2 separate regions of the Homo sapiens genome follow, and region 1 is linked to region 2. Evidence: chromatin loops called from intact Hi-C (ENCODE). Cell type or tissue: PC-9. All regions are shown on one strand.

What was found. Hi-C counts contacts between places; a loop is a spot of excess contacts. Peaks named below come from ENCODE experiments on the same cell type or tissue, not always from the same donor. Only the 100,000 strongest peaks of a DNase experiment are listed, where the experiment ranks them.
Region 1: a loop joins it to region 2, with 6 times the contacts of the local background. A loop is called at or near these places in 3 of 110 quality-filtered maps.

The regions. Positions count from the first base shown.
Region 1 is chr14:102,971,585-102,974,084 of GRCh38, reverse strand. CDC42BPB (CDC42 binding protein kinase beta) reads left to right here. Exons shown (of 37, transcript NM_006035.4): 12 at 1-69; 13 at 1,924-2,166. Among named protein-coding and RNA genes, the nearest start is that of AMN, 50 kb to the right of the region's middle. In PC-9, a CTCF peak has its summit at 1,306 (motif pointing left); a DNase peak (open chromatin) is centred at 1,282.
Region 2 is chr14:103,070,787-103,073,286 of GRCh38, reverse strand. No RefSeq gene overlaps it. Among named protein-coding and RNA genes, the nearest start is that of LBHD2, 12 kb to the left of the region's middle. In PC-9, no CTCF peak of the experiment used is centred here; a DNase peak (open chromatin) is centred at 1,486; H3K27ac peaks cover 832 bases.

The DNA of each region.
Region 1 (2,500 bases), 99 kb after region 2:
ACGCAGCGGCTGCGGGGGCTGGAGAAGCAGCACCGCGTGGTCCGGCAGGAGAAGGAGGAGCTGCACAAGGTAGGTGGCTCAGTTTGGGGTGAGAAAGGCTTACGGGACTTTGCAGAATTCTGTAAGGTCACGTTCATGCCGATGATGGAAGACCTCTTGGGACTCCTGCCCATGGGCTGTCCCTGCTGCATGCAGGACGCCAGGGCCAAGCCTGGCCCCGGGGCCCCTGCCACGCCTGCCTGCTGCACAGCCCCCGCGTCGGCTGGCAGAGCTTGGCTCCCAGTGGCAGGTGCCTTCCACCCCCTTGCCCCCAGCGGTTATCCACCTCGCAATCAGCCTCTCCAGTCTCCACTTCAGACCCACAGAGAAAGCAGCACCCCACTGCATTCTAAAGCGAGGAAAGATGTCGATAGGGCATGGTGGCCGTGCACAGGGCATGGTGGCCGTCCACAGGGCATGGTGGCTGTGCATAGGGCATGGTGGCTGTGGCAACACACGCTGCGTCCCGAGCCAGGCCCTCCCCTTCTCTCCACCAGGCCTCTGCTCTTAGAAGGGGACCCTTAGTAATGACAGGGAACTGCAGCAGAGACCCTGTGTTAAAATCTGGGTGATTTCCCCCCATAATTCGTTTATAAATTTCATTTTTAGTAATATATGGGAAACTTTTATGCTCAGGTGTCAGCATGTTACTAACACAATTATATGCGTGTTTTCTAAAATACATTCATTGATACATGTTATTCTTGAACCTGTAGTTTGTGATCTGTTCTCTAAAATGTGCCAGGTATCAAACCCAGATTGTTTCTTAAGATAATCTGTGGGTCATCCACGTGAGTGATTTGTCTAGAAGTGCAGTGTGGGGCACATGGCATCTCATTGCTTGACAGGGTCATAGTACCTCCCAGCGGGCCCAGAGAGGCCTGGGGAGGCCTCCCCTTCACGTGTGGGAGCTGCCCTGCCAGCTTGCTCAGGGTCTTGTCACTTCCATCTCAGACCAGCAGGTGTGACAGTGACTGAACTGCCAGATAGTTGACCAGATTGGCTGCAGGGAGGTCAGGGTCATCAGCGTGGTGAGTGCAGAGTGACAGCCAGTATCCGCACATCAGTCTGCATTGAAGGGCAGGCTGTCCAGCGATTGTTTTTATACAGTTCTTCACTGTGACTTCACCTTCAGCACTTTGTGTCATATGTGTTCTTTTTGATTTTGCTTATGTTTAAGTAACTAGATTGAGTGCCCAAATGCTTCATTCAGCTTTGCGGCTGTGCAGGTGACACTGGGCAGAGGCTGACATTACGGAGCGTCCTCCTGTAAGCACGCTGCCCCCATGTGGTTGTGGGGCTTTTTTTTTTTTTTTTTTTTTTTTTTTTTTTTTTTTTTTTTTTTTTTTTTTTTTTTGAGGCAGAGTCTTGCTCTGTCGCCCAGCCTGGAGTGCAGTGGCACAATCTCGGCTCACTGCAACCTCTGCCTCCCAGGTTCACACCGTTCTCCTGCCTCAGCTTCCCAAGTAGCTGGGACTACAGGCACCCACCACCACGCCCAGCTAATTTTTTTGTATTTTTAATAGAGACGGGGTTTCACTGTGTTAGCCAGGATGGTCTCGATCTCCTGACCTCAGGTGACCCGCCCACCTTGGCCTCCAAAAGTGCTGGGGTTACAGGTGTGAGCCACTGTGCCCGGCCTGTGGGGCCTTTCTTGGTGTGCAGTTGGTCTCAGCACCTGAGCCCAGGCGGCCTTCCCATTGCCTGTGTGGCTGGCACGAGACAGAGCACAGGTCTTTTTCCAAGCAGCTCAGATCTGTGGCTCTAATCTGTAACCAGCATTGGCTGTCGCTTTTAACTCCTCAATATCATGGAAGACCGAACCTCCAGCCTTCCAAGCCTTTGTTAGGCAAACGTAAAACATCTATAATTGTTTTTGTTCAGCAACTGGTTGAAGCCTCAGAGCGGTTGAAATCCCAGGCCAAGGAACTCAAAGATGCCCATCAGCAGCGAAAGCTGGCCCTGCAGGAGTTCTCGGAGCTGAACGAGCGCATGGCAGAGCTCCGTGCCCAGAAGCAGAAGGTGTCCCGGCAGCTGCGAGACAAGGAGGAGGAGATGGAGGTGGCCACGCAGAAGGTGGACGCCATGCGGCAGGAAATGCGGAGAGCTGAGAAGCTCAGGAAAGAGGTAGCTGTGGAGATGGTTCAGGGATGGTATCGACTGGACATTTGTGTGACTTTTATAAAACGTCTTTGAAATCTTGGGCTGCATTACTGTAAAAGGGGTCAGAAATTTTCTGTGGAGCCAAGTAAGTTGATCGGCCGAGCATTTATTTTGTTGTTCTCATTCCTCAATATTGGTGAAATTACAATAAGGTTCTTGTGGTGCTGATTTTCTTTAATTCCCTTTTAAGTAAATAGAGGGTGTTTATGCTGTGCTGTGATGCAGCCTGGCTTATGTGAATAAGACACCTGCAGTCCACACAGGGCAGGTGGCAGTAGAAAGGCAAATCACGGGCCGG
Region 2 (2,500 bases):
TGAGTGTATGATCTGCCCCTGGCTCAGACAAGGGAGGTGGTGGACTGGCCATGGCAGCTGTCCAGACTTGATATCACCCTGAACGTCCCCAAACCTCCCTCCCTCCACTCTTGCTTCGCCCTGACCAGAGATGGAGGGTGGTGCTGGGAATAGGAGGTAGGTGAGTGCCTGTCCTGGCCAACAGCAGAGGCCCTCGAGGGAAACTGCACCGCAGGTGTCACTCTAGAGCCCACAGCGGGGGCTGTCAACCTGGAGTGTGCAGCAGAATCGCCTACAGCCCTCTGGCCCAGCCCCAGTGACTCTGGGTGAGTGGGTCTGGGGTGCATTTCAAACAAGTTTCCAGGCGCTGCTGCCGCCAGTCCTATCTGGAGACGACTCTCTGAGAAGCACAAGGTGGCCAGAGGGACAGGAGTGTCCTCAGACCGCCTCTCCCAGAGAGTGGGCCTCCTCAGTCCGCACCCCAGACAGGATATGCCAGCCTTGAAGCCTCTGTGGACATCTCCATGCTCAGGGGCGATGCCCGGCCTCTGCCAACCACGCCAGCTTAGATGAAGTCCAGGCACCTCCCTCAGTTCACCGTGTGCCCCTGAGCGAGTCTCTCGCCCACTCTGAGCCTCAGTTTCCTTATCTGCACAGTGAGGAGGGGAGCAAGGCCACGTGCAGCTATTTGAGCAGGTGAGAGGGAAGCGCTGGGCACACAGAGGCTGTTGAGATGAGTGCTCTTGTTTGTTTGTTTGTTTGCTTGTTTGTTTGTTTTTGAGACAGAGTCTCGCTCTGTTGCCAGGCTGGAGTGCAAAGGTGTGACCTCGGCTCACTGCAACCTCCGCCTCTCAAGTTCCAGCAATTCTCCTGCCTCAGCCTCCCGAGTAGCTGGGAACTACAGGTGTGTGCCACCACGCCCAGCTAATTTTTGAATTTTTAGTAGAGACGGGGTTTCACCATGTTGGCCAGGATGGTCTCAAACTCCTGACCTCAGGTGATCTGCCCACCTCAGCCTCCCAAAGTGCTGGGATTACAGGCGTGAGCCACTGTGCCCGGCCTTTTTTAAAGGAAGTTTACGAATTTGTGTTGGGCTGTATCCAAAGTCATCCTGAGCCCCGTTCGGCCGCGGCAGGTTGGACAGGCTTGATGTGCAGTGTTTGCAGCCATGACTGAATCCTTAGTACCTCCTAACGGCCCTCTCCATCTGCCCCTCCTTGAGTTCCTGGCCCAGCCTCCACACCCGCCCCACCCGGGCGTGAGTAATTCCCTCAGGTCGTGCTGTGGGCTCTGGGAAGGGAAATCCTAGATCAGAGGCTCCAAAGGGCCTGGATGGAGGCCCAGGAGCCCCGCTTTATCCCCAAGGCAGTGAGGACCCAGGCAGGCTTCTGGGCAGGAGAGAAGCCTGCTTCGCCAGCCTCGGGAAAGATGCCTCGGGCGGCCCAGGGAAGCTGGGCGAGGCCGCTGGGGAGGGGAGCGCAGTGGCACTCAGACGGGTTGCGCAGGCGGCGCTGGTCAGTGCCTCCAGCCTCTCACCTTGCGTCATGTCATCGGCTGCTGCCTGTTAGCACCACAGAAGGCTGTCTGTACGTTCTGTCCCCAGTGTGACTGCGGGCTGCACCCGCAACCTCCGTGAAGCCTCACGAGGATGACAATAGAGGCTCCTCTTCCCCTTTCGGGAGACTTTGTGACCTCCAGCTCCTCCTCCCCTTTCAGGGGAGGCACTGGAGGTCACGGAGGTCACAGAGTCAGTGGGTGAGCCCTCTCCCCGACCCACAGGGCGTCTCAGGTGGGCCCTGCTGGCTTCACTGCTCTTCAATGCAGGGAACATTCCTGGCTGCAGTGGGGCGTTGCCCTGAAGGACATTTGCGAGGGGATCATGAGGGCAGGGCTTGTGGCCAGGGCTAGACCAGGGTGCCTAGAAGCAACAGGCAGCAGGCTCAGAAAGGACAGCGTAGGCCGGGCAGCGCCGCCAGCCCTGGGGCTGGGAGAGAACAGGCTGGCCCCACCCTCGGCTGGAAGGAAGAAGTGAAGGCCGCAGAGACTGGAACACAGAGCAGACAGCGTCGCTGACTCTTGGCTGTCTGGACAGGACAGTGACTTCTGGCCGGGGTCACTGCCCGGCGCCATGCAGCAGGGAAGGAGCCAGGAGACCGACACCCTCTACTGTCTCCTCCCTCCCTCCCGGCCTCCATCAGGACTTGCAGGAGCTGACACCAAGTGCAAACCAGACGACCCAGGCCGATGGCGCCCACACAGGTGGCCTCCCAGACACACAGCCAGGAGAGAGGTGGCAGTGGCCCTGGGGACATTGGAAGACGTGGTACATGGGTGGTGACAGCCGTGCTGCTGCCAGCTCCTTCCTGCACCAGCCCTGGTGGTCCCCCTCATTGGGCTCTTTCCAAATAGACCCACCTAGACTTACCCTAATTTGAGGGTGCCAGCTCTTTCCTACTGGGACCCTGGTTGACAGGAAAGTTTTAAGCCTGCATGCAGGGCCACTGGCCCACAGTCCAGCTTT